Regions from separate parts of the Homo sapiens genome. Here all the other regions are linked to region 3. The links are chromatin loops, found by intact Hi-C in ENCODE. Cell type or tissue: IMR-90. All regions are shown on one strand. Links, peaks and the distances in the headings refer to the core of each region. The heading gives the core; the rest is flanking DNA. Region 1 overlaps TENM3 (teneurin transmembrane protein 3). Region 2 has its middle 260 kb from the start of TENM3-AS2. Region 3 overlaps TENM3 (teneurin transmembrane protein 3).

Region 1 (10,856 bases), core at 1,866-9,865, 160 kb after region 3:
CCTCTGTAATCCTACCTAGCATTTTGTGAGGCTGAGGTGGGCGGATCACTTGAGGTCAGGAGTTTGAGACCAGCCTGACCAACATGGCAAAACCCAGTCTCTACTAAAACAAAAATTAATCAAGTGTAGTGGCAGGCGCCTGTAATCCCAGTTATTTGGGAGGCTGAGGCAGGAGAATCGCTTGAACCTGGGAGGCGGAGGTTGCAGTGAGCCAAGATCATGCCACTGCACTCCAGCCTGGGTGACAAAATGAGACTCTGTTTCAAAAAAAAAAAAACAACTTAAAAGTAATCCATCTAACACCCAGCATAGCTAAAAATAACATACATTTTTTTACCCTCCCTAAATCTTCGCTAAAAGTGGTTTCCTCCATAAGGCTAGCAGCCTTTCCTTTCATGATGTTGCAGGTGAGTCAACTGTGATGGTCTGTGCTCCAGCCCGAAGAGGTAACAAATAAATGCAGATGCAGAGTGAAGACAGTACAGAAGAAGGGCACATGACTCCACCAGGTGGGAGGAAAAGGAAAGAGTGAGGAAAGACTTTCCTCAGTGCAAATCTCAGGAAGTGCAAACTTTAAGGAGGAAAGCAATACGATTAAACAAATTCATGTATTGTGGTGATGACTGTCAGCTCATGGCCCTCCCAAATTGATTTTTGTTTAAAAACATTATGATTTGTCTTGGCACAAATGTAAAGAAATGGAAACCCTTGTGTGCTGTTGGCTAGGATTGCAACATTTTGTTGCAAACACTAGGGAAAACAATATGGTGATTCCACAAAAAAATTAAATATAGAAATACCATATGATCCAGCAATCCCACTTCAGGCTACATACCCGAAAGAACTGAAATTAAGGTCTTGAAGAGATACTTACACACTCATGTTCTTACCAGCACTATTCACAATAGTCAAGAGGTGGAAGCAACCCAAATGCCCATCAATGGATGAATGGATAAAGAAACTGTGGTATATACACACAATGGAAGAGTATTCTGCCTTAAAAAGGAAATATTGTCACATGCTATAGAATGCGACATGCAAACCTTGAGGACTTCACGTTAAATGAAGTCAGTCAGTTATAAAAATACAAATACCGTATAATTCCACTTGCATGGACTATCTGAAGTAGTCAAAGTCATAGAATCTTAAAGTAGAATGGTGATGACCAGGGTTTGGGAGGATGGAGAAATGGAGAGTTGTTGTTTGATAGGTACAGAATTTTAGTTTCATACTATAAAAACATTTTGTAAATCTGTTGCACAACAATGCTAATCCTACTGAGCTATACACTTAAAAATGTGTAAGACGATAAATTTTATGTTGTGTGTTTCTTACCAGAATTAAAAACAAAAACTATTATAACTTGTCACCCTGCAGAAAATCGTTGTTGTTAAGATGAAGAAATGGGACTGTGACACAAAGTCGGAAACTTAACCCAGACGGTATGAAGTGACCAGCATCTTACTGTATCTGACTGTACACTGAAGGTCTCTGTGTTTGCTCCTTCAACTTAAGCATGTTTACAAATGGTTTAGAAGAGATGAAAAAGCAATGTTTGGGGTATAAATGTCATGCTTACTTACAGAATCAGGATTTTCAAGGGTTTCTTAATTCTGATATCTTTCAAATTTTTGCTTAATTTCTCTCCTTCCCTTTACTACCAGGTATCTCAAAAGAAGAGACCACAATACATACTTCCTCAGCACACACTTCTTTTCTCCTCACTTTAACTGATGTTCCTCATTACTGTACTAAAATCTTTCTCACAATGGTTATGGGTATCTCTTTTTAAATTTTTTTATTTTTATGTATGTATGTATGTTTGAGATGAAGTCTTGCTCTGTCACCCAGGCTGGAATGCAGTGGCGCAATCCCGGCTCACTGCAGCCTCCACCTCCTGGGTTCAAGCTATTCTCATGCCTCAGTCTCCTGAGTAGCTGGGGTTACAGGCACCCGCCACCACATCCAGCTAATTTTTCTATTTTTAGTAGAGACGGGGTTTCATGATGTTGGTCAGGCTGGTCTTGAACTCCTGACCTCAAGCAATCCACCCGCCTCGGCCTCCCAAAGTGCTGGGATTACAGGAGTGAGTCGCCATCCCCAGCTGGTATCTCTTAAATTGCCACATCCAGTAGCCTCGTGCCAATATTCATCCTGTTTACATCTCAAGAGTACTGGGCATTATTAGCCACACATCATCAATACTTTATTTTCCTTTCATAATTCTCCTGGTTCTCTTCCCAGTTCTCTGCTGGTTCCCAGTTGTTCTCCTTAAATCATTTTGTGGAAGTCTTACAGGCTATTCACAAATAACTAAGTTCTCCTGGACATATATTGGAGTTACTCTTCCCTGCTCTTCTGAAGCCTTATAACTTTGCTTCAGATAAAGAAATGTGGGCAAAAGTAGTATGTCTTACCTCTGTGAGGAAGATTTAAGAACCAATATGTAATGTGTTGCATTCCCATGCAGTAATCATGCAAATGTGCTGAGTACTGTTTCTGTTAAGTCTAGGGCCTTGAGTGAGCAGAAACCCCTTGACAAGAACCACCCTGCACATGTAGCTTAAGCAAAAATAAACCATCATGTTAAGCCACTGTAGTAGGTAGCCTCTGAGATGGCCCCAGATAAGCCCTGTCTTCTGGTATTCACGCCCTTGTATCATCTACTCCCCTTGAGTTTAGGCTTGATTTAGTGACTTGCTTACAATGGAAAGCATATGGCAGAAATAATGCAATGTCTCTTTTGAGCTTAGGTTACGAAAGACTTCAGCTTCTTTTTTGGTTGTTCTCTCTCTCTTTTGGACTGCTTTCCATAGGGAAAACCAGCTGTCATATTATGAGGCAGCCTCATAAAGAGGCCCATGTGGTAAGAGACTGAAGTCTGCCAAAAACCTTGTGTGTGAGCTTGGAAGCACATCCTGCAGCACCAGCTGAGCCTTCAGATGAAACAGCAGCCCCAGTCTGTAGTTTGACTGTAAACTTAACCTTACAGACTGTGAGGCAGAGGCACCCAGCTAAGTTGGGCCCAGTTGCAATTACAAACTGATACAGCCATTTAGGTTTTTAGGGTTGTTTTTACCACTTCATAACCTGCCTACTCCTGACTTATACAATGCCTCCCTCCATGTATTCCCCAAAATATAGACATTTGCCAAAGTCCTTCCTTGACCTTCCTTTCATGTTAACCACTTTTATAATATCAACTTCCAATTCCATGTGGATGGATGACTTTGAAATATGTATCTCTTAACACTGAATTCTTTCCTGACTGGGCTATACTTCAAACTTTACATTTTTCTACTAGACCTACCTAGAAATCCTGTGGTACTTCAAACTTTACTAAAGACAAAATAAATGGTCTTTACCTTCATAATTGTTTTGCTTTCTGGGTTTCTCTTTTCTGTTCATGATATCACTTTAGCCTGGGCAGTGAAGTCACTGATATCATGAACAGAAAAAAGAAACCCAGAAAACAAAACAATTATGAAGATAAAAACCATTTGCTTTGTCTTTAGTAAAGTTTGAAGTAGCACAGGGATCCCTTTAAAATAAGTTGTAACATCTGACATTTGTCATCTATAAAATTAATGAGTATACTTTTTATACTATCACCCAAGTCAATGAGAAAAAAAAATTATAGTAATATCAACTCAGGAGTGACTAACATGGATATGAAGTCATTGATCGTGGTCAAAACCTCTGTTACTAACAGCCAAATAGGCTACTCTAGACTGCATCTTTTTAGGTTGTCTTGTGGTATTCATGAACTGTAACCATTTTCAGATGTTAAAAATTAAATCTTTCTTATGTAATTAAAAAATTATTCTGCAAACTCTTAGTATGTTTCTGTAGATTTTTCCAATAATTAAGAAAAAACCTTATTAATTGAAATAATTTTGAGACAATATGTTAATAAAGATTTATCAGTAAAATTTTATGAAGGAATTTTTTTTCACACACAAAGACCATTAAAGTGAGAGAAATTACAGCATGCATTCCTTTTATTTTCCAAGGCTGGAGACGAACGGAATCCATGGTATTATAGTTATTTCACCTCCTCCCCATAAAATAAAAAGGGGGCATGCCATTGTTTTTAACCCGTATATGTTGGTGTCACACTTAAAAGCCAGCATGTGGAACACTTGAAACCAAAAATGTGTAATTAAAGAAAATTATATACCACCAAGTAACAAATTCAGTGCCATTTTTAGCTCCATGTTGAGAGAAAAAGGTGCCAAATTTTGATCTCGTCTCTGGGGACCATGCCACTGAAGTTGTTACCACAGCTACTATTATTTCTACTGGCATGCTTGAGTCCCCAGATCCTGCCAAAAATGGATGGGAAGGAAGGGTGATGACAGCTGGTGACATAGTCCAGCAATTGCCAGAACCTTGGAGCAAATTACAGGGGATGTTGTGAAGGGAACACAGACCCGAGCACCCAGCCATCAGTCACCTGAAGGTGGTGTGTGCCACCAGAACCCTGAGGAGTGTGCTCTAAGGTTTTGGCAACACAGAGTAGCGTGCTGGGAGGGCCTGCCAGGGTTGGCTAAACGCTGTTTAATATTACAAGATCAAGTGAACATTCTCACAAAGACAAAGAGGATGAGGTAATATGGGAAAGAGAGTCTGATAAGAAAAACTGACTTTAAAAATACCATGCTGAAAATGCCTGCCATTCCATTTTGTTTAGTCTCCCAAACCTCAAAACTTCATCAAAGCAAGCAAGGATGTAGAGTTTCCCTTTCTTGCAATTCACTTCACATTCACTGTGGTACACTTCCAAAAGGAATCTTTCTGAGAAAGATTCATTAGGAACATATTAAGTTGCAGAAAATAAAATCAGAGTCTGACATTACATAGGTAAGTACATTGTTTTCAACACAGATTGTCTATTGCATCTTGTGGGGCCTTTTGTTTGTATTAAAAGAGACTGGAGTCCCTGTCTGAATTCTGGCTTTAAATAATTGTGGAACTTTGGCAAGTTACTGGATCTTTCTGAGGCTTGGCTCTCTCATTTACAAAGAAAATCTGAAGGGTTTGCACTAGATGACCTCTAAGGTCTCTTCCAGATTTATATTCTATGATGTTAATATATTTTAAAATACAAATATTTAGGCTAAATTATTGAGCACAGGGAAAAATATCTGGCATCAATAAGATGTCAACACATTAGAATACCGATGTTGTTCTTGATTTTAATTTTTAAAACTACATTGCATAGAGTCAAACTATCATGTTATACATACGATTCCTTGGATATCTTGGGCTTTGAATGCAGAATTGTTTCATTTTATGTATCAATTTCATGAATACATAAATATACACGATGCACATGTGTATTTCATGTGCTAATAATCAGATTTCACAGAAAAAAATAAGAAAAATACTCTTAAATATAGGGCAATCATTTGATTGGCTACATGTATCCAGAGTGCAACCAAGCTTTCAATGTAAAATGAAAGTATCGCATGTGAAGACTGCAGTTTGTAACTTGGACCCCTACTGGTCTAAACTGTCATTAGGAACACAGAGTTCTCTATAAATTAGCTTTTGTTTTGGATTTCCTGCTGTGTTCATATACGTGTTGACAGAATGTGTTGGGCAATATTTTGGCATTCTAATTCATTATTATTTGTTATTAACTTTTAAGGCTAATATTATTTCAACACTCTATAGCATGCTGACCCAAATATTGTTATTTTAAATCAATATTTCTTTTGAAAGCTTTCATATTAATATGCACTCTAGTTGTCATTAAGGAAAATAAAATTATTCTGTCAACTGTAGGATATTTATATTCAAAAGAACTAACATTTGATATAGGAAGTTCCTCTTTGTATTACATGATAACATTCTAAAAGTATAGGCTTTATGAACGAACAGGTTTGGAGGGAGATACAGAATGGCTGCCAATATTTTATATTTCTATGCTGTTTTTCCTTTCCATCCTTTCTTGGCATAATGCAATTAATGGGAAAAAAGAATCATATTGGCTATCAAAATGCCTTGATGGGAACACACAGTGATTTAGCTTTGAAGGTTTGTTTCTGCCAGGATATTTGACTCATATTCTTTTATAAATGATAACATTAAACAATTCTACTTGAAAGTTTCCTTGCATTTTTTCTTTCTGAACTACGTGGATGCAGAGTAAGACACCTATGGATGCGGCTCAGGAAATGCTAATTCCAGAGCTGCCTTTGACAGCCAATGCTGAAGCTGACAAAACGAAAATCAAGCTGTTGCTTCTGTCACAGAGAGAATTAAGTTAGAATTTCTAAAACAGACTGTTTTCCTGATGTTTCATTAGTTTTCTCTTGCTTAAAGGGTCTGTTCTCTGAATAAAAGAAGGATTCATCCTCCAATGTAATGGAAAGAACAAAGTGTTAACCGTCACGATCAGCTGCCCAAAGGGGTCAGCCATTACCTATAAGCTAGAGAATTTTTGAGATAATACTTGTCAATATTGAAGAGTATGGTAAGAGGACTTATTTCAATAACATTCAAAATACAGAATGAAATCATTTACATGATTTGTGGGTTATTCCCTGCTTCCCAAAATATTGAATTTGTTGTTATTGTGAAATGTATGTAATAGATGATTCATTAGTGAGTTACCTGCAGCTTTGCCATTGAAATCCAATAGATCTATCTCATTATTCAAAGGCTTGCAGTACTCACTCAATTTTCATTTGGGTTCCTTTCTCCCATAACAGCTTTAAGAATTGCACACATAGGCCAGGCGCGGTGGCTTGCGCCTGTAATCCCAGCACTTTGGGAGGCCGAAGCAGGTGGATCACTTGAGGTCAGGAGTTTGAGACCAGCTTGACCAACATGGCAAAACGCCGCCTCTGCTACAATCACAAAAATTAGCCAGGCGTGTGGAGCACACTTGTAATCCCAGCTACTCGGGAGGCTGAGGCAGGAGATTCACTTGAACCTATGAGGTGGAGGTTGCAGTGAGCTGAGATGGTACCACTGCACTCCAGCCTGGGTGACAGAGCAAGACTCTGTCTCAAAAAAAAAAAAACAACAAAAAAAAACTGCATACTACTTTTATGTAACAAATGTTTATGTATGCTACTGACTTAAGCATAAAATTATTTCTTCACTTGTTTTGGCTTTTTAAAAAATGGTAAAATATACAAACTGAAAATTACAATTCTTTGAAATTTTAAGGCATTGTAATCACCATTACTGAAAGATCCAACTATTGAAATATGGAGATCCTTAGAAGAATGTCAGTATATTAAAACATGGCAAAATCCGAAAAACAGCTCCTATGTAATAGTCCAGTTCTCCAAGGCGTTACATTTGAGACAGACACTGATTCGTGAGTGTGTGTATACGTGTGTGTGTTTGCACAGGTGCACGTGTATGTCAAGAGGAAACTTGAAACAGAATCAATGATCCTTCAGTAATGTAGGCACGAGCAGCTCATGTGATTTGTTGTTTATCACTCAGTCAACTAAGATGAAGTGGGTATCTGCCTTATCAAGTTCGGCTGGCTGTGAGACTGCCTTATCAAGTTCAGCTGGCTGTGAGAAGCAGAGGGCTGTGGAACCCACTACGGCCTCTGGGTGCCTGCAGCACCTTGTAGGTAAGGGTTATTTGGACAGAGGACATCAGTCTCCCATGAGTGTCTCATCTTACTCCTCAGGCAGAGGAGAAAAACGTTCTTATGAAGCCTGCGTTCCATTTGCTCCCTCTTCATCTGGGATCACTCGGAGAGCAGTTTTCCTTAGTTACTCCTAACTTAACCATTATTAATGAATATTTATGGAGCATTTGTGGAAATATATTTCAAAGCAAAACACAGAGGAAGCTGCAGTCTCTGATCCCTGGGAGACTTGCCCACACTGCCAGCCTGCTTCTGTATTTGGTGGTCTCAGTCTCCTTTCCTAAAAATAAATGGCCCACTTTCTTATTTTAAACATGCAATGCTTCTCTTTATGTGACTCTTTTCCAAGATCATGAAGAATGTATTTGAAGAAGTAAAAAAAGGCATCTAAAAATATCATTACTCTAAAAATGGAAAATGTAAAATTTATGATTATTTGAAATGACTGAAACAATATAGTTAGGTTTTATAAACAAATTCTATGTAACTCATATAGGCTTACTAACCATATCATGCAATTAGCTTGTTAAAACTAGAAATGTAGTTAACAAAAAGATTAAGGATCTGGAATAAAATTGGGAAACCCAGTGGAAAAGCCCCACAGCATTTTCAGTTCCCTCAGCAGTGATTCCTGTATTGGTAAAAATGTGCCGATCACCTTTATAATAGTGAACCTTCTATAGTATTATTTTGTAAGTCAGTATTTTACATTTATATACTTCTTTTTTAAGTGATTGACTTAAAATTTTAATACATTTATTTCTAAAGGAAATTCTGTATTACCTTAAGGGAAAAATCAGTGTATCTTGATATGAATAGAAATCAGCAAAATTACTCTTATTTACGTATTTTTGAGACAGAGTCTTGCTCTATTGCCAGGCTAGAGTGCAGTGGCACGATCTCAGCTCACCGCAACCTCCGCCTCCTGGGTTCAAGCAATTCTCCTGCCTCAGCCTCCCGAGTAGCTGGGACTACAGGTGCGCGCCACCACGCCCGGCTAATTTTTTGTATTTTAGCAGAGACGGGGTTTCACCATGTTGGTCAGGATGGTCTCAATCTCCTGAACCCGTGATCTGCCCGCCTCAGGCTCCCAAAATGCTGGGATTACAGGTGTGAGCCACCACACCCGGTCCAAATTACTCTTTATTTGTAAAAGAGATGTTAAAGGCAAGTGTCAGAGATGGCTAACATCTGCTGAGACCTTCCTCGTGACATAATCTGACATAAGAAAATAAGAATTCAAAATGGAATTCATTTCTCATTTTGTCTTTCATTGTTATTTATTCTTCAGTTCATGTTCTATCTATAAATTCTTAAACCTTAGGAGAAACAATGCTCTGTGATATAGTGGGAAAAGTTCTGGACTTAAAATAAGGAGACCTAGATTATGGTTCCTTTTAAAGGACTTGCTGACTGGACAAGTCACTGATTTTCTGGGCCTAAGATTTTTCTTTTAAAAAAGTGTGGATAATAGTACTTAATTTACTAGGTTGTTACAAAGAAGAAGAAGAAGAGCTAAAATTAACTGAGCACTTACATTTTGCCAGGCACATTATTCAATTTTCCCCATAGCTGTACTATTTTGAAACTTGTTTATATTGAGGAAGAAATTCAGGTTTACGAAGGTTAACTACCCTGTTCAAGATTACATAGTTATTAAGTGACAAAGGTGAGATACAAACACAAATCTGGCTGCTTTGAGAGTCTATACTTATTAACAGTATTTTAAAAATAAATTGTACTATGGTATACAAATTTCAAATTATATCTTGTCATATAAGAGTGTGAGATCACTGTGATAAATATTACTTCTTACTCATCTTTGTGAATTCAGTATTTAGAAAAGGTATTCAAAAACAGCTAAGTTTAATGAAATTGACTTTGATATTAGAAATAATTAAAAGGAGATACATGAAAAAATAAGCAAAAATCTGAAATCTGCAAAACCACCTGTACAATTTTCTCTCAAAACCAAGAGCCCCATATTCTACAAATTATATGCAGTAATCTTCTAGGTAGCTTTGGATATCCTTCTGTCTTTCTGGGAAATGCAGGATAATATGTGACAGGTTTCCTCTCCTTCAGGGGCAGGTGGAGGCTTACTGAAAGTCATAAAGAGAATGGGTTCCCCAGTGGAGGAGAAAACAGAAAGGATCAGGCAGTGGCTAAAGTATTAGGGTGATAAGACAATCCCAGGACAGAGCCAGCCAATGTCATGCCAGGCTGGCTGATGGACAGCCACCAGAAGAGGAGCATTAATTCCCTCCCGGATAAGTCACCACGATAAAATGTAACAGGTAACAGAAGGACTGGAAGTTCTTATCATTAATAACATGAAATCTTTTCTCAGAAAATATCTTAGTATTATACAGAGGTGGATCTAGCTAAAAAAACATACTTGTTCTTCGAGTCACTGTATAGACTGTACAATGGGAAGATGCACAATGGGGGGGCCTCAGAGTAAGATTCTTTGCACCTTTAGGCCCAACTCAATCATGAAAATGAGACGTGCTGACCTCCTTAGTTATCAAACACAGGGCAACATGACGCTTATCTCCAAACAGCTTTTGCGATGTAGGATACAGACACACACATCTGTATGTTTTTAATTTCTTCAAAACAGATTGAGTACTCATGAATGGAAAGAAGTCAGAGATATCTTTTCCTTTACCAGTTTTTAAAAACATTTTTTTGAAAATTCTTTATAAATAAAATTCTTAAAGCATGCATGTACGTTATCTGAAATTAAGAGAAAGGAACAAACAGAAAGAGACTATGGGATTCTTGCGGCAATTATAGATCTAGTTACCCCAAATTTCCAAAGTGACATTTCTACTTCTAGATGTTAACTGGAACACTGGGCTCTAGGTAAACTAAGTCAATAATGAAAACTAAAAAAAAAAAAAATTTTTCCCCTAACACATGGATAAATTTTCATTATATCACAATATATTAGTTTTAATACCCTGACAGTTGATATTTTTGGGTCACATTTAGGTTTATGTGGTAACACTTAGAATCTGTCCCTACGTCAGCATTTGTCAAAACACATAATCTCAGTTATTATTTAGGCCTTAGCAGGAAAATCTTGAATGCTCAGATTCAGTAAAGTTCTGTCTTTTATGCACTCTCTTAGTTTCCTACATTTCTCCTTTTCAAACAGTTACTATAACTGTAATTAATTACTCAGTGTTTGCATTCTACAAAAGAATATAATCTCTAAGAGGCAAGG
Region 2 (10,856 bases), core at 1,538-9,537, 1.2 Mb after region 3:
TTCCATACCACTCAACCTATATGAAAAAAATTTGCTCTTCAAATTCACCAATTAAAATAATACATAATTCCAAGAAAAGAGGCAATATGGTTTGCAAGAAAAAGCATAGTTGAGAAGGATCCAGAAGATGCTAGAAAGAAAATAATAGAAGAGATAGTTTACTGGGTTGCTTGCTAATGTCTTTTTTTCAGTGGTACCATTTGAAAGACTTGGGATTACACTTTATTTTTTGATGGGTCCAATTCTATTTAGTTTTAGAACCCAAAAAATGACATTACCATCGAATTGTAAAATCTGTTTATTGCATTTTAGATCAACCTATTGGTATACCATGGAATAATTAACTACAATATAAATAGAAAAAACAAGAAAATAATTGATACATCAGAAAGTGTAATTAATAAACTAAATTCTTGAAAGTTTTTAGTGGAGATGTAGAGCTTCTAAATTTCCTAAATTAAGAAGAAAAACAAATATATAATGAAATATTATATCAATAGCTACAAGGATAACAAAAAACTTAAACTCCTGATGGACTGTGGAGAGTGGAATTAGGGGAATGAATGGGGGACTGGTAGCGGTCAAGAATTTTACTTTATGTTTTATATGTTCTTACATTATAACACTAAAAAAATTACTTGCATGAATTACTTTTATAATAAAAAGTGCCAACAAAATTCCATTCGATGCAAAAATAATAGCATTTTAAATGACTGAAAAACAGAACTTGATGTAGACTTCTTTAGAAACCCTAACAATAATATATTGGCATCTCCATAATTATTGACCTAATCTCTCAATTCTGTTGCAACTAGATCTTTAGTCCCATGATGTACCTTCTTTAGTACATTTTCACTTTTGTAAAATGAAGATCTCAACCTAAATCATTCCTAAGTTAGCCCTCTCCAGTTCTAAGTTCCTACGGCTTCTATATAATGATCTATATTTAAAAACATATAATTCTACCTTTAACAAAAGGAAGTAATTAATTTTATTTCCATGGTGGTCTAATAACTTGTTCTCTCATCTTTTCATGGGAAGTTTGTCTCCTATGACCTTTGTTGAACTCACTTACTTCTGAATCAATGATCATATCCTGATAAACTGGAAGACATTTTTTTTTTTTTTTTGAGACGGAGTCTCGCTCTGTCGCCCAGGCCGGACTGCGGACTGCAGTGGCACGATCTCGGCTCACTGCAAGCTCCGCCTCCCGGGTTCACGCCATTCTCCTGCCTCAGCCTCCCGAGTAGCTGGGACTACAGGCGCCCGCCACCGCGCCCGGCTAATTTTTTGTATTTTTAGTAGAGACGGGGTTTCACCTTGTTAGCCAGGATGGTCTCGATCTCCTGACCTCATGATCCACCCGCCTCGGCCTCCCAAAGTGCTGGGATTACAGGCGTGAGCCACCGCGCCCGGCCGGAAGACATTTATATGAAGGTGAAGAGATTGTTTTTCTTCCTTGATAGCCAAGACCTCAAGTGAAGTGACTAGGTAGGAACTCCTGAAAGGATTTTTCCTCAACTGAACAGAAACATAAAAGCAGTTATCAGAGTTAGCTGTGGAACTGCTCACTGTGTATTTCACAATATTAAATCTTCGGGGAGTTTCAATTTTATTAATGGACTTTTTTCTGAGTCCTCAATTTCTGTAAGATTTATGAATACATCTCTAAGTTTCTCAGTGTGCAAACTATGCCTGTATGATATCTTAAGGATTTTTTTTGCTGCCTGTGAAAGTACATTTCTCTGAATCCCATGAATTTGTCCTTTGAGATATTTGGGACAGGTTTGTTCTGAAGAATATACTTGTACCAGCAAGGGGGTTTGCTCAGCACATAGAGGGTGTGAATAGGAGTATAATTTTAATGCTTATCTGTTTTTGTTTTAAAAGAATAAAATATTTTAATCACTAAACATGTATTAAAAATTAAAGTATTGATTTTCTAATATAACCTGAGTTTGTTATTGTTTGGGTTCAAATTTTGGCAGCAAATTATTTGTGCATTAAGACGAGAGAGAGACAGACAGACAGAGAAATCTCTGCCAGGTGACACTATATTAGCCTTGTTCTAGTTCCTTAAATATTCGTTTTCTATATTTCATGCTTTCACTAATTCATATCTTTTTAGCAAGGATTTACAGTTTATATCATTATTACCACATAATTATCCTCTTCTTGAATGAAACAGTAATCATTAGTCATGTGGCTTTATACATTAACATCAAGATTCATATTTCTTTAAAAAAAAAATTTAAGAAAGACAGGCAGTGCTGGCCAGGATGTGGAAAAAAGGGAATCTGTGTACACTCTTGGTGGGAATGTAAATTAGTAGAGCTACTATGGAGAATAGTATGGAGGTTCCTCAAAAAACTAAAAATAGAACTACCATATGATCCAGCAATCCCAGTGCTAGGTACATACTCAGAGGAAAGGAAATCAGTAGATCAAGAGATATGTGCCCTCCTGTATTTACTGCAGCGCTATTCACAATAGCCAAGATTTGGAAGAGACCTAAGTGCCCATCAACAGATGAATGGATAAAAAAACGTGGTACTTACACACAATGGAATACTATTCAGTCATAAGAAAGAATGAAACCTGTCATCTGCAACAACATGGATGGAATCAGAGGGTCATTATGTTAAGTGAAATAAGCTAGGCATAGGAAGACAAACTTCACATGTTCTCATTCATTTGTGGGAGCTAAAAGTTAAAACCATTGAACTCATGGGGATAGAGAGTAGAAGGATGGTTACCAGGGGCTAGGAAGGGTAGTGAAGGGTGGGGTGACTGGGGATGATTAATGGGCACAAAAATATAGTTAGATAGAATGGATAAGGTCTAGCATTTGATAGCACAGCAAAGTGATTACAGTCAACAATAATTTATTATATATTTAAAAATAACTAAAAGAGTATAACTGGAATGTGTGTAACACAAAGAAATGACAAATGCTTGAGCTGATGGATGCTTCATTTACCATGATGTCATTATTATGCATTGTATGCCTGTAGCGAGTATTTCATGTACCCCATAAATATATACACATACTTTGTTCCATCAAAATAAAAATATAAAGTAAAACAATAAGGAATGTACTCATTGACAAAAAAAAGTGTGAAACTGTAAGAAAGTAGCAAGTTCAAATCAAAGAAAGAAAAACTATTTAAGGAGCATATTGCTTCTACCACAGTTGTAAGGCAGTCACATGGAAACTTAAACATTTGACACTATTTTTTTCTTTTTCTAACTGAATATAGACCTACTTTAGTTTATTATGTTTTATATATCTTCTTATTTTTCATATGTTTCTCAAAAGAAGAAAATGTGTCAATGCCTTAACAATAAAAATCCTACCTTTGGGATTTTCTCCCTGAGCCCCTGTAGGAAGGACTGAGAATCTTGACAGGTTTCTTCTCATGAGATTCTCAGCCCATTTGTTCAGTACTTTTGTTTTTAGGAAAGTTTTACTCAAGCATTCCGAACTTTGGGAACTGCTAAACCAAATCTCTAAAACTGATAGAAGTTTCTAAGTAGAAAAATGCTTATAAACTTGTTTAATTTCATATTTTATCAGAACAGTGGTTAATCTATCGTTTGAAATTTTTTGCAGCATCTCTAAGGATAAAATATAAGATGAACTATGCTACAGCGATAAAAATGCCTGCTTCTTATTTGAGCCAATATACACTATAAAGATTCCTATAATCATATTGGTGAAATATATACATATATTCTCTTTTTCCTTCTTTTTTCCTCTAAAAGGAAAAAGAAGATGACATTAATAGATATACCAAGAAACTGCAATCTGTGCTGTTATAAATCTAGTAAAAGTTTCATACACTATAAAGGATGGAACAAAACACTTTGTAAGTTATGCCTAATAAAAACAGAGCTTGGTGTTAGAGGGAACAGCTGATTTGCCTGATTTTATTGTTTTAATTATTATTCAAAAATATAGAATTCATATCTAATTGTATTTACTCATGATCAATAACAAAAAATGTTGTAAATAAAATAATTAAAACAGGGCCAGGCACGGTGGCTCACACCTGTAATCCCAGTGCTTTGGAAGGCTGAGGCAGGAGTATCTCTTCAGCCCAGGAATTCAAGACCAGCCTGGGCAATATGGAGAGACCTAGTTTCTAAAAAGTTTTTTCTAAATTACCTGGCTGTGGTGGCAACTACCTGTAGTCCCAGCTACTCAGGAGACTGAAGAGGGAGAATCATTTGAGCACAGGAGTTCAAGGTTATAGTGAACTATGATCGCATCACTACACTCCAGCCTGGGCAACAGAGTGAGACCCTGTCTTTAAAAATATATATAAGATAAAATAAAATAATTAAAACAATCAATAGCATTTTATGAATGGCCACTGTTACTGTTCACGGACCCAGCAATAGTTTATCTAGGAAACGGATGTAGTTGCTCTTCTGTCCCTTTCCTTTCTACTTTCCCGCCTCCAGCTTCCTCGAATTCCGAAGACACTAAGAAATGCACTACTCAGATATCCCACAGTGGCGAACACAATTGAGGAACAGCACCGGCTACTTCCTTTCTCAATCCACTGTCTCCTTCCCAGGGGGACCATAAATCCACAGAACACTCCCGATGGCACAGCAGAGGACAAATGTAGGTCCATTCCTAAAAGACAGATACCTCAGCTGGCCACGTTGGCTCAGTGTCTCCCATCAGCCTGGACGTCAGATCTACACTGAACAGTAAGACACTTCTTCCCCACTGCCAGTGCTCCTGCCTTCCCCCATTTCACAGGGTCAGAACTTCACGGAGGCTTGAGCGCTTTCACCACCTTCTCTCGCTCCATCCCCTTTTCCCTTCACAGGTGTTGCCTCCAGTAAATGTCTTGCAGATCGAATTGTGTCTTGTGTGCCTCAGAGAGGACCCCAACTCACACCAATCCTGTTGGCATTCCCCTTAGGAAGCTTCTCTGCCTTTACCTACTCCGCTGCCTACCAGAAGCTTGCTTGCTTGCTTGCTTGCTTGCTTGCTTTCCTTCTTTCTCTCTCTCTCTTTCTTTCCTTTCTTTCTTTCTCTTTCTTCCTTCCTCTCTTTTTCTTTCTTTTTCTCTCTTTTCCTTTCTTTTTTTTCTCTCTCTCTTTTCTTTCTTTCTTTCCTTCGTTCATTTTGTTTCTTTTCTTTGTCGCTGAGACAGGGTCTTTCTCTGTCACCCAGGATGTAGTGCAATGGTGTGATCATGGTTCATTGCAGCCTTGACCTCTAAAACTCAAGTGATCCTCCCAACTCAGCCTCCTGAGCAGCTGGAACGACAAGCATGCACCACCACGCCTGGATACGTTTTTTAAGAAACATTTGTAGGTCACGCCTGTAATCCCAGCACTTTGGGAGGCCGAGGCGGGTGGATCATGAGGTCAGGAGATCGAGACCATCCTGGCTAACAAGGTGAAACCCCGTCTCTACTAAAAATACAAAAAATTAGCCGGGCGCGGTGGCGGGCGCCTGTAGTCCCAGCTACTCGGGAGGCTGAGGCAGGAGAATGGCGTGAACCCGGGAGGCGGAGCTTGCAGTGAGCCGAGATTGTGCCACTGCAGTCCGCAGTCCGACCTGGGCGACAGAGCGAGACTCCGTCTCAAAAAAAAAAAAAAAAAAAAAGAAACATTTGTAGGGATGGTGTCTTGTTAGGTTGCCCAGGCTGGTCTTGAACTCTCTTTTACCTGCACACACCTCCTAACTCTACAAAGTCTCTTTTTCTTAGTTAGGTCCGTTACTGTCTGTTTTGTGTCCTGATTCTTCCTGAATGTCTAAAACTGTGGCTGACACATAGTAGGTACTCAGTAAGTATTTATCAAATACACAAATGTCAGTCCTGAGAAAGATACGAAAACAGTTCTGGAGCCTGGTTCTTTTCTGTAACATAGATACAAGCTGACTCTTATTGTTCCTGACATCTAGTGGCAGGATGAAAAACTATCCTGAGACCAGAAATTATTTCATTGGCTGGCTAAATCACACACCACAGAAAATGTCAAAAGGCCTACACCTTAGGGCCTATACAACTTTTACAGGGTTAGTACACCTTTCAGATTCTTAACTGGTTGTGTATTCATCAGTGAGAACCCAGGTAAATTCTAGCATGCAAGACAGAAATCCAGTGCAAAAAGGGGAAACAACCCCAGGCTGGAAAATGAGTTAGAAAATGGGCTGAACCTTACCATGACAGAGATTCTACAATCCTTACATTCTATTCTATCCACTTATGGAAATAAAAATGTACACACAAAGGCACAACACTTTCAACAACTTGCAGTATAATAGTAACAGGATTTAGAATATAAATAAGTCAGATTTTAATTTCCAGGCTTATCGTGGTCAAATAGTCCACTTGAAATCAACGAGAAGCTTAAACAAGGACGTGGTGAACTATAGGCACACCATGTTCTCACCTCGGAGGACCAGACACAATAAGAAAGAGCAGGGCAGCAGGGAGACCTCACATTTGTTGTTGCTGTTTTTTATTTTAGAGACGGGGGCCTCACTATGTGGTCCAGGCTGGTCTTGAACTCCTGGGCTCAAGTGATGGTCCCACCTAGGCCTCCCAAAGTGCTGGGATTATAGGCATGAGCCACTGCACTGGCAAAAACCTTTTATTACTTTTCTCCTTGCTATTACTCTGCATTCAATAAATATTAAGTTTTTAAGTGCCAACTCTGTTCCAGGTACTGTTCTAGGCTTTTGGGATACACACGTAACAGAACAGACAATAATCCCTACCCTTGGGGAGTGGAAGTCTCTCATTCCTCTAATCCTCCAAAGGATTACAACTTTATAGGTGCCTTGGCATGACCTATGTGTGCCCTTTGTGTCACAGGAGTGACGAGCCTGCTCTTGGGAGTGGCAAGATCTGTGGGAGCTTGGAAAGGATTAGGGAAGTGGGATCTGTTTGTTGGTGTGGGACAGTCTATTAAGCCAGCTACTCCAAAGTGCTGAATAAAGTATCAGATTTTCTGCGAGGACTCTATTGCCTGAGAAAGAAATAGGTCAGCACAAGACAGTTCCAGGGGGAATAAAGGTCCTAGGTACCAGATTTCCCTGAGGAGTTTGCTTGGGGTTGGGGTGGGTCACACAGGGTCTGCAATGGCAAGAGGAAGCATGAGGATACGTGGACCCCAAGATGGTAGCAGTAAAAGACATAGTTGGCGGCCAGGTGTAGTGGCTCACGCCTGTAATCCCAGCACTTTGGGAGGATGAGGGGTGGATCATCTGAGGTCAGGAATTCCAGACCAGCCTGGCTAACATGGTGAGACCCTGTCTCTACTAAAAATACATAGTAAAACAAAAACAAAACAAAACAAAACAATTATCTGGGTGTGGTGGCGGGCGCCTGTAATCTCAGCTACTCGGGAGGCTGAGGCAGGAGAATCACTTGAACCCAGGAGGCAGAGGTTGCAGTGAGCTGAGACTACACCACTGCACTCCAGCCTGGGCAAGAAAAGACAAACTCTGTCAAAAAAAAAAAAAAAAAAAAGTATTAGTTGGCATGAGTGACTACCCACAACCCTTCCTATGGAGAAAACAGGCTCTAAACCTGTCAACTGTAAAAAAGGATGAGAAAAACTGCTAGATGCTTGATCATTCCTTAACTCGTATTTTAAGAAACACAATGCATTTCCTATTTTCTGATGTAATATATGATTTTTTTTTCTGTTTTCATCTCTTAGAAAGCACGTCTCTGACAAGTAAGTTGGCCAAAGGTGCTATGGGCTTTGTCAACAGAAGATGAAGATATGAGCTCCACAACTTCATAGTTTTATAACCCTGGACTAATTATTTCGCCTTTCAGATCCTCAGTCTCCTTAACTGTACGGTAAGCAGTAATAGTATTTATCTAAATCCAATATTATATGTAGAAAGACCTCATGTGTCACACACATACACAACATATCAGTTTCCTTTTACTCTATAAAAGAGTAAAAAAGAACTTGTTATCAACTTCTAGTTCATGAAGATACACATACTGTGATTTTTCTGCTTTATTCTTAATCTTAAATAAAGAGATACAGTTTGAGAAACAAAGGAAGTCACCTCAACATGTTTATTTAGCCCTAAGGTCAGAATTTTCTTTTTTAAAATCACTTTTGGTGTTTTGGTAGAAACTGTCTATGAGGAAAGTTAGTATTGCTTAGTTACAAGGTTATCCATTTGAAGGTGTCTGCCTGATGTGGTAATTAAATAATTTATGTTAGAGTTAATAATTTATGTTAGTGTTATAGTGCTAATTAGGCTTCACATTTTTGCTAAAAGTATCTAAGTCAAGATAAAGTTTCTACATTTGCAAGAGACACGAACAGAATATATGCAAATATTTTTGGAAAAGTCATTTTACGAATTATAAATTAAATCTTTAGAATTTACTAAGGGCGCAGAACTTAAAAGGAGTTATAATGAAAGGTTCCTGAAGGTGATGGGGTGATCCTTAAAGGTGATGATGAAGAGATAGGCTTTTAGGTATGCTCCACTTTGCCCACAGGCTTTGATAATACCTATTAAAATTCACTGAGTATATTTCTACTCTTATTGATCAGAGTATGGTGTCTAAAGCGGGATCATTTGCACGAATCCCTCATATTCCAACCCCACTACCACCTAGCTTTTCTTTAAGAGGGTGGAATGACTTCATGCCCAGGTAAGCTCTGGGAGGCCAGAACCCTATTTGGAGTCTCGGAAGATGGCATCTTCACAGACAATTCCTGGTACCTGTTGGCATCCAAGCACTATTAGAGGCAGGGCTGGTCTTAGGCAGCTTCGCCGAGCTTCTCATGGACATAGAGTGATGTGGCGAAGCAGCCTAATTCTTCCACAGTTTGAGTAAAGCACAGAAATTAGCTAAGAGAGAGTTGGCTGACCTGAAGTAGTCACTTAATCAAAAGGAGGTGACATTGTGGTGGATGTAGTGTGAACACACGGCTGGAGAGCCAGATGCAGAGGCAGACATCTCAGAGAAGAATAACAACAGCTGAAAACCAGACGGGCCTGTGTAAACCACAGCTGGTCGCTGCATGGACAGTTACCAGATGAGAACCATATGTGCTATCCCAATGCTACGAGATCCTGCAGAAGCTCACCAGCACTTTGATGCCCCTCTGAGAAGGGTGGGAAAGAGGAAAATCTCAAACTGATGGTATTATATCCTGAAATCAAGCTTACCTGTCATTGATTACAGAGAGAGCTCTTCAATCAAGCAGAATAGAAGCCCAAGATTGAGATTCAGCTTAGTAATAAAGATTTTTATTTTTCCAAACATGTATTTAGAAGACATTGAGTTCATTGGCAAAGGTCTAGTTCCCTTTCCCAAAATTTCTCCTGAAATTCTCATGTCAGTATCTCTCAAACAGTTTTTCTGAAACACTAGTTTGATTGCATATTAGTAAGTGTTCTGGAGAAAGCAACAATTTCCTGATCAACAATTTCAGGGAGATATTGCTTAGTATACTAAAAGTTCTAAAAAATCTTGCAAAAGAAGCAGCTCTTTCTAATTTTATTTAAGCTTATATTTCCCCAAATTATTTTAATACAAAACATTTTTTTTTCTTCGCCAAACATCTATAAACCTCTTTGGGGGAAACTAGGTTTTTGTGGAAATAGTTGGACTCTGCTGTATTCTGCATGTAGTAGTATGTGGTTTCTATCTCCTTTTTTTCCAACTTAGAACAATGTGTATGTGATTAATTTCTGTCTCACTTTAAATTAACTAATTCAACAAACATTTTGTGATTACTTCCGCACTTTATCATTCTGGACCTGTCTAAACTTTATTAATGGTTTCAGTAATTCTTCCTTTCCATAAATCATAGGATTTTCCCTTGTATTAATATGCACTAACATCATGGATTTTTGTAAGAAAATAAATTGATTAATTGCAATCTACTTTTCTAATATAATTCTCTAGCATGAAATCATTCTAGCTAACATAGAAATAAAATCACAAACATGATAATACCTTCAATAAGATATTATATATAAAGTGTACACCTAGTACATGCATTCTTTAAGATTTAGCTCAGCTGTTTCTCTCTACAGGGAGCCACCCTGATACTCACCCTTCAGCTTTTGACTTTGCTGCGTGCCCTCGTCCGCATCCCTGTAATATTCTGCACATACTTCGCCATTGCACTTCTTATACACTAATCACTTTATGTACCCGTTTCCCACCTTCTAAGATTTACTTTTTTGGCAAGAATTGTTTTGCTGATTGATGTATCTCTAAGACTAAGCATAGTATCTGGCAATATTGTAACCATCCAGTAAAATTTATTCTCTAAGTATGTTTCTTCATAATACCTGAGTTTAAATACGTCCATGTAACTTTGATCATTAATGGTAGGTTGAAATTATGCAGTGTTCTGGTCTAATGGAGAGAAGAGTATTAGTCCTCGTTGCCTGTACTCTCCTATCCTGCAGTTTGCCCTCTGATGAAGGTCATGGGACAGTTTGAGGGAGAAAGAGCAGTCTTTAACTCAGGGAATTATTTGACTGTAACAAAAATCAACTATGTCAGAAAGCTGCAGTTGAGAACAGTTTAAACGGGCTGTAAATTATCTTGTTACAAAGTGACATATTCACAAATAAATAAGCAAACTGAAATATTAACTTGATATATACAATTGCGGTAATATCTGGGGATTTGGAGGTCCTCGGATAAAAGGATCTCACATTCGACCAGACACATATTGATGAATTCCATGCTGGCTCCTTCAATGAGAGAACAGTTTGATCAGAAAGCCACAAAGCTGCCCACTGAGATATCACAGAGAAAAAAAGTGGAGATTCATTAATACTTTAAAGGTGAAACTGCCTAATGCCAGTGACTCACACAGCA
Region 3 (10,856 bases), core at 936-8,935:
GAGAGATGATTTAGGGTATCTGGTGGAAGAAATTTCTAAGCAGTAAAGCATTCAAGAGATGACTTGGGTGCTCTTAAAGGCATTCGGTTGTATACATTCACAAAGAGATGGTTGGGAATTGGAACTAATGTTTAAAAGGGAAGCAGAGCATAAAAATTTGGAAAATTGGCAGCCTGACGATGTGATAGAAAAGAAAAACACATTTTCTGAGGTGAATTCAAGCTGGCTGCAGAAACTTGCATAAGTAATGAAAAGCCAAATGTTAATCGCCAAGACAATGGGGAACATGTCTCCAGGGCATGTAAGAGGTCTTCACAGCAGCCCCTCCCATCACAGGCCTGGAGGTCTAGGAGATAAAAATGGTTTTGTGGGCTGGGCTTGCTGCTTTGTGCAGTCTCAGGACTTGGTGCCCTGCATCCCAGCTGTGGCTAAAAGGGGCTGATGTACAGCTCAGGCCATTGCTTCAAAGGGTGCAAGCCCCAAGACTTGGCAGCTTACACGTGGTATTGGGCCTGAAGTTGCACAGAAATCAAGAATTGAGGTTTGGGAACCTCCACCTAGATTTCAGAGGATGTATGGAAATGCCTGGATGTCCAGGCAGAAGTTTGCTGCAGGGGTAGAGCCTTCATGGAGAACCTCTGCTAGGTTAGTGCAGAAGTGAAATGTGGGGTCAGAGCCCCCACACAGAGTCCCCACTGGGCATTGCCTAGAGGAGCTGTGAGTAGAGGGCTGCCATCCTCCAGACCCCAGAATGGTAGATCTACCGACAGCTTGCACCATGCACCTGGAAAAGCTGCAGACACTCAATACCAGCCCATGAAAGCAGCCAGAGGGGCATGTACCCTGCAGAACCACAGGGGTGGAGCTGCCCAAAGCTGTGGAAGCCCACCCATTGCATCAGAGTGACCTGGATGTGAGACATGGAGTCAAAGGAGATCATTTCAGAGCTTTAAGATTTACTGCCCTGCTGGATTTCAGACTCATATGGGGCCTGTAGCCCCTTCATTCTGGGCAATTTCTCCAATTTGGAATGGATGTATTTATCCCATGTCTGTACCCCCATTGTATCTAGGAAGTAACTAACTTGTTTTTGATTTTATAGGCTCACAGGCAGAAGGGACTTGCCTTGTCTCAGATGAGACTTTGGAGTTGGACTTTTGAGTTAATGCTGGAATGAGTTAAGACTTTAAGGGACTGTTGGGAAGGCCTGTTTGTTTTGAAATGTGAGAACATGAGATTTGGGAGAGGCCAGGGGTGGAATGATATGGTTTGGCTCTGTGTCCCCACCCAAATCTCATCTTGAATTGTAATCCCCATAATCCCCAGGTTTTGAGGGAGGGACCTGGTGGGAAGTGACTGGATCATGGGGGTGGTTTCCCCCATGCTGCTCTCATGAAAGTGAGTGAGTTCTCACAAGATCTGATGGTTTTATAAGTGTTTGACAGTTCCTTCTATGTATGCATTCTCTCTCTCTCCTGTCGCCATGTCAAACATGCCTCTTCCCTTTCCACCATGATTTTAAGTTTTCTGAGGCCTCTGAAGCCATGTGGAACTGTGAGTCAATTAAGCCTCTTTCCTTTATAAATTATCCAGTCTTGGGTATTTCCTTACAGCAATATGAGAACGAACTAATACAGTGTGTGTGTGGTGAGTGTGTATGTGTTGTGTGTGTATGTGGTGAGGGTGTGTGGTGGGTGTGGTGATAGGGAGTGTGCATGGTGAGTGTATTTGTGTGTGGTGATGGTGTGTGCGTGTGTCGTATGTATGTGGTGAGGGTGTGTGTGTGTGGTATGTATGTGGTGAGGGTGTGTCTGTGTAGTGATGGTATGTGTGTGTGCTGTGTGTTGGTGTGTGTGGTGAGGGTGTGTATGTGTGTTGTGATAGCATATGTGTGTGGTGTATGTGTGTTTGTATGGTGTGTGTGTGTGTTTGTATGGTGTGTGTGTGGTGATGGTATGTGTTGGTAAGTGTGTGGTGAGATGGTGTGTGATTGTGTGGTGTGCATGTGTGTTGTGCATATTTGTGTGGGGTCTGTGTGTGTGTGGTGTATGTGTGTGGTGAGGAGGTGTGTGTAGTGATGTGTGTGTGTGTTGTGAGGGCGTGTGTGTTGTGTGGTGAGAGTGTGTGTGTGTATGTGATGGTGTGTGTGGTGTGTATCTGATATGTGTGTATGTGGTGTGTGTGTATGTGGTGTGTGTGGTGGTGTGTGTGTGTGTGGTGTGAGTGTGTATGGTGAGGGTGTAAAGTAAGCAGTGCTCCCCCTGGAGGGCCCTCTCGGGGATGCTCCTGCCCTGCCTGCATTCCACCTGTCCCTGCCCAGGATCCCTGGGAAGGTGTGGGGGTGGTGACAGACTCAGGGTTGGGTCATGGCCCTGGCTCTCACAAGTGACTGTGGGCAGAAGTAGAAAGGATCCTTGTCTTTTTGTGGGGCTGGGGGACTATGAAATGGCAGGGCAAAACCACCAATATGGGGTGGTTTTTACTGTGAGGCAGAACCCTTTCACTTGCCTTGGCACTGGACTTGGCCTGTTTTCAGGGGGCCACCATTTTGGGCACCCTCACTGCCAGGGTCTTGAACTTGATGACCAGCGAGGCCTGATGCCGCCAGGGACCAGGCAGGGCCCAGGAGGGAGAACTGGTGAGGCGTGCCCTTGGGGTTCAGTCCAGTTCTAGCCTTTAAGGCTGCCAGAAAAAGGGGGACAACATTGGGCACCATCAGGCATGGACCCAGGGACCCTGTGCTGTCTCCTCTGCCCACTTCCTTCCTCCTCGAGTTTCCTTTTCTGGAGCAGGGCAAAGCATGGGATGCTGGCAGGGCTGTGTTTGCAGGTTGCCATGCTCCGTGTCATTTCCTGTGCGGTTACAAATACTCACGCCCGAGAGTCAGGCTGCATCATCTTCAAACGGCGAGCAGTGAGCTCTGGGGTGGGGACAGGGCAGCTACTAGGCTCTGTCCTGCAGGAAGTGTGAGGAGGTGCCAGGGAGCCCTGCTCGCCACTTCCCTCCCTGGTGGGTGGGGGCTGCAGGGAGAGCAACCCCCTTCCCGTCCTGGGGCCTCTTCATGTGGCTGAGCTTTGTGGCTGGGGTTCCCGCAGCTCGGGGACTTTCCCAGGAGATGGTGAAAGACGTCTGGGTGGTAGCCTTGATATCACCATGGGCTCTTTCTTCTAGCTTTTTCTGTCCACACACATACACATGCACACACACATGCACAAACACACATGCACACACACGCACATGCACACATGCACACATGCCTGCACACACGCACATGCACACACATGCGTGCACATGCACACACCCACAGCACGTGCACACATATGCAAACACACACATACACATACGTGCACACTCACATGCATACACTCACACATGCACACACACGTTATGTACACACATCCACACACGCACACCCCCACATGCACACGTGCACACATACGCAAACACACATACACATACGTGCACACTCACATGCATACACTCACACATGTGCGCGCACATTACGTACTCACATCCACACGCACACACCCACCCACATGTGCGTGCACACACACATACACAAAGGCACACATACACGTGTGCACACTCACATGCATATACTCACACACGTGCACACACCCCACACATATGCACACGCACACACACACAGAAATGCACACATACACGCACTTGCAGGCACACACGCACATGCACACACACATGCACACATGCGTACACAGATGCGTGTGTGTGTGCACACACATGCAGCGTCTTGGCACGGGAAGTGGGGAGGGGCGGCTGGGGACCAAGGTCTGGGTTCACTGTAAAGATGGGGAAACCAAGGCGCAGAGGCCAGTGGTCATCTCCGTCTCGGCAGAGCCAGCCTGAGGGGGTCTCCCACGCTGGGCTCCTCCCGGCTTCGCTGCTTCTCCAGGGAGTTGCTAAGTGTGATTAACTGGAGCACTAATTGGCAGAGGCCGCAGAAAGAGCCTGAGTGGTGGCGAGGCGAGTCCTGTTGCCCTTTGATTTACAAGAGCCCGGGAGCCTGCCGTCCGCCGTGTAACAGGCGCGAGAGGAACCGGCAGGCAGCCGCCTCGGAAAAGGCCAGAGCCTGGCTCCGGCGCCTCTCGCAGGCAGCGCCATGGGGTGGCGGAGTGGGAGCCAGGGCGAGGGACTCAGGTCGGGAGCAGATGCATGGGGCCTCCCGATCTGGGACTGCCAGCCTGTGCTTACGACCCAAGAACTTGTGTTTAGGACCGGGTTCCCGAGCAGCCCCAGAGCCAGACAGAGTTGTCACAGCAGGCGAGGCGCTCGCTGCTGCCGGTGGAGAGCCCCTGCCTCTGGCTTCGGCAGAGGCCCAGGGCGGGAAGCAACCTGGCTGAAGGCCACAGGCGGTGGGGGCAGCATCCGCAAACCCGGGGCTCCAGACCTGGTGCAATATTTCTCCTAGTGCCACAGCCCACAGCCTCCTTGGTGATATATGTGTGTGTGTGTGTGTGTGTGTGTGTGTGTCTGTGTGTGTGTGTGTGTGTGACAGAGAGAGAGAGAGAGACAGATATCTCACTCCGGGCCTCCTGGTCATCCCGGCTCCCAGTGGGCAGGGGAGCGCTTTGCCCTCCTGGTGAGTGGGGAGGAACGAACTGGGCATGGGCACGCTGGGCTCCAGCTCAGGGAGCAGGGCCTCTCCCGTCATCCTGCCACTGCTGCCAGCGCCTGGCTGATCTATCTTGGTGTCCCGTTAGTGGCCCTTTGGGATTTCCCATGCAGCTGTGCCTGCTGCTTCCCAACCCGGCCTTTATCTAGGTGATATTTTGGCTTTCCTGAGCCATCTCCGGCCTTACTCATTTCAGCGAGAACCCGGGTAGGAAAAAGGGCCTATATATTGGCCTCCCAAAATGCCAGCGGGCTCACTCACGGCCGGTTTCTGAAGGCAGGACACCAGCAAACAGGCTGCTATATGAGATTAGCATCCATTGGCTTCTCTGGGCGACAACCCAGGGGCAAAAGGTTGAATCCCTCCCCACTTCTGCGCCGCGGTGGCTTTCGTGGCTGCCGCAGGCTTGGGTAGAGGAGGGAGACTGGATGTCACCGCTGCAGGGAGGCCAGGCCGAGGCGGCTGGGGAGCTGCGGGGAAGCGGGAGGGGGGGCGGCTTTCGCTCTTCCAGGCTGTCACTCCAGCACGTTCCGTGAGAGCCCAGCTCCCTCAGAAATAAAAATGCCACTCTGAATTTAAGTGATCCGTTCTTCCGGGACATTCTTTCCAGCGACAGGACTGTTAACATGAAAAGTAAAAGGGAAACAATATGATAGTTCAGAAATCACTGTTTTCAGGCGCTGCGGAACTCAGCCCGCGGACGATTCCCGGGAGGAAGGGCCTTATTTCGATCTGTGAGTGAGAGCAACGCGGCATGACAGTGTCTGCTCGACGTGCAGGGAAATCTTACCCGAGCCACTTTGGCAGGGCCCAGGCCTCGGTGCGGCGGTGCTGAAGCAGAAGTCTCCGCTTTAAGTGTGAAACTCGGAGGGCAGAGCAGAGGTGGGGAAGAGAGGGTCAGAGAGCCGGCCCCGCCGCGGTTGGGGTGGAGAGTGGCGAGCGGCGAGCGGCGGCGCCTTCTCTTCGGTTTCACCTCGGTTTCTGGCCCGGGAACTGCCCTTTTGGCGTGCAGGACTTTCCCTACCACAGCCGCGCGTCACTAGGGGGCGCCGGAGCCCTTCCTGAAATCGCCGCCATCCCCTGCAGGGCCCGCCCGGGGATGCAGGAGGGGGCGTCCCAGGACCCCTGCCCACGGGGCCGCCGGATGTTGGGACGGCTTTTCCATGTCCGCAGAAGCCGAGTCCCAGGAACCCCAGGGGAAGGCCAGAGGGAAGCCCCAGATGAGGGAGGACTCAGGGAAGGGTGTCGTCTTCCTCTCGCTACCTCCCGTTCTCTGCCTTGGGTCACCTCTGTGTTCTGCAGTGACCTGTCACCTGTCAATGCTCCAGACTGAAGTTAAACGCCAGGCTTGATTTTTTTTTTTTTTTTTTTTTTTTGAGCTTGGAAATCATGTCATAGCTGAATAAAGATATTTTACAATCTGCTTGTTCGTTACCTTTTGTCAATAAATTAAGAAACTGGGGATGACAGACTGGCTCTAGGTCCTTTTGAGATCCTGAGTCATCAACGTCGCCCTGGCCCACCGAGGGAGCCCTATGGCATTCCTTCCAAGCCTTAAAGGACAGAGAGGGTTAGATTCAACCTGACCCATTGCAACGAGAGAGAGCGAGAGAGAGAGAGAGAGAGAGCGAGCATCGTGGATGCAAAGATAGTTCTGGGGACGATTTTTGCAGAATTTTCTCTGGAACAGGCAGACTAGACTTTCCCTAGTGTTCGTGTGGGAGGAAGGTGTGGGATGGGGCAGTCTCCAGCCTACGGTCATTAACCACGGTGCAGAAGAACTCCAGGTTGAAGAGAGCCTGGTGAGCCTCCTCACCGACCTCCACTGAGCGCCCCATTTTCAGCCTTTCAGTCACGCCCGAGAATTTGTCATTTTAAGTCCTTGGGCATTTATGCTCCCCGCACTCTCCCCTGATAGAGTTCACTTGTGAACATTTTTAAAAATTCATTTTGACCCAGCGGACCGCTTGTAAATCCTGACAGTTGTGTGCAGCGAGCTATGCCATAGAGAAATGGCCGCTGTGGCTGGAATTCAGGAAATCTCTGCACACAGGTGGAAGAACGAGATTTCCCTGCATAATACAGGATGAATGCCTGTGGCCAGGGCTAAGCGTAGCTCACAATTCACCCTGTAAGCAGGGGGACTGTTACCAAGCCAGTCTCTTGCCCTAAAAGTGACAATTTATGCTTCTAATTTTAATTTTCCTGAGCTTAGATCCCAGAAGGATTTATTAAATTTGCTTTGAGGAACCCATTAACTCTAAACTGAATAATGATGTTACTCTAGGCTTAGAATCGGTTGATAGTAAATTCTCTATCCACGGGACTCTAGGAATCCCGTATTCCTCCACGACAGGATTCTAAGTCGGTTCATAAATGAAAAGGTTTACTCAATTTACCTAAAAGTTATTAGTAATTAACTAACATCAAGAGACCATTGCTTGCAGGGGTGGTGAACAGCAAATGAGAAGTCTGGCAAACAGAGGACATTCATTATGTGGCTTAAATGAGAAGGTAGAAAATTCAAATGGCTTATCAGTACCTGTTTGGTACTCTGGCTTAACTCTGTGGTTAAAATGGGTGATAATGAGTTATAACTCATTTTTATTTTATTTTTTCATGGGTCTAGTAGGATGTTCAAAGCCAGATGAATAACTTATGGAAAATCTAGGTAAACAGCCCAATGGTCTTTCTTTTGGAAATGATGGAGAGTCAAACTTGGCTTACCTACACAGAAGGGCGTGAGGAGCTAGAAATACTGGCAGGCAGAGGGGGCACTCAAGGCATCTGTTTTGTTTAGTGTCGGCGGATCGTTATAGAATGAAAAATGCTAGTCCTGGCTGTAAATGATGGCAGCTTTGGAAAGATCAAGTGCCCATGGGAAGGGGGGCGGTAAGGAGTATTTGCGGTATCTTCCCGGGGAGCGTTATGAGGAGGCTGTGATGTAGTGGAGGGTACTAGCAAAGGGAATCTCTGCTCACCTTAACTTAAGCCACTTCTGTGAACTTGGACAACTCATTTCTGTAATTCCATTCCACCTCCAGCTTCTGGAATGGGGATGCATTTTGTGGACTGGGATGCTGGAATCAGATCACTCCTTGAAGGAAAGTGGGAGGAAATTTGGGTATCTATGGAAGGGTGAGATCTTAATATGTTGCCCTTCGAGGCTTCCCAGGGGCAGACTCACCCCACTCTGCTGGAGATCAAATGATACCCACCCCGCCCCGGCCAGATGGGTGGTGGCAGTTCTTGGTCCAGGTGGACCTTGTCCTCCTCTGTACAACAGCAAGCGAGCGGCTGTGAGCACTGCCCGGGTGGTTTTACCCAGACAGAACATGATGTGGATCAGTGCCTTCTGGCTTCCTCTCTTGAATCCCTCCTTTCCAAAAGCACCTCGGACAGCTGATTTGCTGTCAGCAGGCGAGAGAAACAACTGCATTCAGGAGTAGCCCAGGGCAAAAGGAGAAAGAAAAGATGGTGAACGGAGTGAAGAGTGGGCACGGATAGGGAAAGCATCAACGGCATTCTTTCATTAAAAAACTTTTTTTTTTTTTTTTTTTAAGAGACTGGGTCTTGTGTCGCTCAGGCCGGAGAGCAGTGCTGCGATCATAGCTCGTTGTAACCTCCAGCTCCTCTCCTCATCTTTTCAAGCGCTTGAGGACTGGTCCTGATTTTGAAGTACTTACAGTCAGGTGCTGCCCTTCTGTTGCGGTCTGGCAGTTAGAACCCCATGCAACTGTTAGGATATGTGTGGTGAATGTAAAGACAAATTTCACGGGATGTGGCAGCAGCATATCCCATATTCAGATTATTTTTTCTAAGGTATAATTTTTACCGGCACCATTTTTATTTGCATTTGTTCAGACATTACTTTTAAGGAAAAGACTGTAGAGAAGGAAAGCAGTACTTCGCCTGTTTTTCTGGAATTCCGTTTTGATCATGTTAAAGTCTAATTCGAGGAGAAGAAAACAGACCAGTTTGCCAAGTGGAATGACCTGATTCTTGCTGGATCAACACGTTATGCAGTTGAGGTTGTCACTAGAAAGCAAGTGTGATGAAGTCTGCCTCTTCCGACTAAAATCAAAGCCCTGGCCTGCCGGCCAGAATTGCTGAACTAAGCATCTTCTAATCAGCCGGTCTATATGTAGATTTAGACATCTCCAGGAGGCTGCAAGCCTACCAGGCCCAAACTGATTATTCTAATCAAGTGTTTTAATTAAGCACACTTATTGCCAGGATCACAGGAATGAGGCCTGCTCTCAAGTAGTAATGGGTGGTATTTTTGTAAACTCTTCTTTACAGTTAGCGTGTTTGGCTTTGTGGGGGTGTGTTTACTGTTTTTCTAAAGTAGGCCATGGGAGAGTCCCCTGTGAAGTTCACTCTGCTGAGCCAGCAGTCTGGCCAATGGACAAAAAAAAAAAAAAAAAAGATACTACCAACTGGGTTGCAGATGAATCAATTCCCCAACAACTGCATCTATTTGCGTCCTCCACGTTAAACACAAAAGCAATGCTGGCTAGCCCAAGACTTGAAAAAATATAAAAACACACACACATTGGGTTGGCTTTTATTGGAATGCCTAGGTGCAATCTATAGTCATCAAGTTATGGAAAATTCAGGTCACATATAAAGTTAAGAAGGCAAATGAAAAGAACAATACAAATCAGACAAAATTTACATCTCAAAATATCATGAAAGCATTTTGACTGGCTTTGCCTAAAATACTTTGAATATCAATTTCTTTTTTGTAAGCTAATTCTTTTCATTATACAGTCCCCCACCCCCTCCCAACTCTTAGAAAAAGGTCTTTTGTTTACATATTCCCCAAGGTCACTATTTCTTGTAAAAGCATGTCCAGATCACAAGTCTTTTTAGAAAGAAATAGGCTCATTATACCTACTAACAGGACACTAATTGGGTTGATTTGACTTCATCATCTAAAATAAGCACCAGGAGATACTCCAAATCTGTTATTTATCGGTGCCCGAGTGAAGACCAGTCCACGTCAAGAAGAGGTTAAGACTATGATCTCACTTCTGTCATGTGGCACAAGCTTTTCATGGTAATACATCAGAAACATGTCTGAGAATTTAGACTCAGAGCCTATTTCACCCAAAAGTACTTACAGCATGCTAAATACAGGCCTGCAGAAGTTCCACGGAACAGAACTGCAAATACCTAACAGTTAAAAAATAAAATGGAAAACAGAATCATGTTTATGTGGTTTGAAATCTCATAGTTTTCTAAATTTGGGCTTCATAATACTTGCCAAAGGATTTCCAGAATAAAAAATATTAATGCTAATCTGTGCTTTCATTCTAATAAAATATCATCAGCATTCATTAGAAGATTAATTACTTCGGTATGCTCTACCAAATACACAAAGACAGTAATAGCACTGATACTGTAAATTCAGTAGCTATTTTGAAACTTTCCCAGCCAATCATCTGTTTAATAAACACGCCTACTGTGCAATTTAGAGTATGTGATACATACAAAGCAGTTAGAAAATTATTTTCAATACATCACTTGAACCTTTATATTTACGACATGTTCACTTGCTATATTTTATCACCATTATACATAGAGGAAAACAGTGTGTACTATAGCTCGATGAACTGAGAAATATCTTCTAAAAATATTTTCGTGGCTGAATTTAGTGCTCAGGAAAGAGATTTGTCAGAGCTGAGCCGACACGGAAGTGCAGATGGCGGCTGGGCTCGTTCCCACACGCGTGCATGCATGTGTGCAGGAGGGCGCGGCTGTCAGTTCACTTCCAGCTGGATCTGCCACCCCCGGCTTCCCCGAGACAGAGCAGAGGCTGTCATTCAAACCAGCCCCCCAAGATGGTTTGGTCATGTGGGCTTAGAGTAACCCTGACCGGCTCCATCTGGCTCACCCACCACTGCTCGGTTTCTGCTGTCTTTCCTAGATCTTAAGACACGTGTTTAGGATCACGACTACATCAGAACCTTTCCTCCTCCTATTTCCCCAGCATCTGATGTGGTCTCTCCTCCATCAAGAGACAGAGCTTTGGAACAGTAACAGTAAAAACCTCGGGGTTAATTATATCAACAACTCCCCATTGACTTGCAAGGTTGAGAGAGGGCCAGAGAACCCTTCCTCCCGTTTTTTCAATCTTCTTCCCTTACATTCCACCAGCCCTAGTTGTCTACTGTGCCTCTCAGTTGACAATGCTGAGGACACTGGCCTGATGCGTGAG

Evidence for each region. Peaks named below come from ENCODE experiments on the same cell type or tissue, not always from the same donor. Only the 100,000 strongest peaks of a DNase experiment are listed, where the experiment ranks them.
Region 1: it touches region 3 in a loop (10-fold over the local background); 6 of 110 quality-filtered maps call a loop at or near these places.
Region 2: a loop joins it to region 3, with 5 times the contacts of the local background. A loop is called at or near these places in 15 of 110 quality-filtered maps.

What each region holds. Positions count from the first base shown.
Region 1 is chr4:182,637,710-182,648,565 of GRCh38, reverse strand. The region is part of intron 5 of TENM3 (teneurin transmembrane protein 3); the gene reads right to left. Among named protein-coding and RNA genes, the nearest start is that of DCTD, 270 kb to the left of the region's middle. In IMR-90, for the core only: CTCF peaks have their summits at 4,490 and 5,488; DNase peaks (open chromatin) are centred at 3,695, 4,635 and 5,475; H3K27ac peaks cover 402 bases.
Region 2 is chr4:181,564,812-181,575,667 of GRCh38, reverse strand. It overlaps a transcript of TENM3 not described here. Among named protein-coding and RNA genes, the nearest start is that of TENM3-AS2, 260 kb to the left of the region's middle. In IMR-90, for the core only: a CTCF peak has its summit at 5,928 (motif pointing left); DNase peaks (open chromatin) are centred at 5,917 and 9,007.
Region 3 is chr4:182,801,353-182,812,208 of GRCh38, reverse strand. It overlaps TENM3 (teneurin transmembrane protein 3), which reads right to left. Exons shown (of 28, transcript NM_001080477.4): 28 at 9,185-10,856. Among named protein-coding and RNA genes, the nearest start is that of DCTD, 110 kb to the left of the region's middle. RefSeq lists silencers at 2,244-2,363, 5,656-5,705, 5,726-5,815 and enhancers at 3,008-3,509, 3,638-4,576, 8,229-8,398. In IMR-90, for the core only: CTCF peaks have their summits at 2,267 (motif pointing left) and 5,677 (motif pointing right); a DNase peak (open chromatin) is centred at 5,668; H3K4me3 peaks cover 642 bases; H3K27ac peaks cover 285 bases.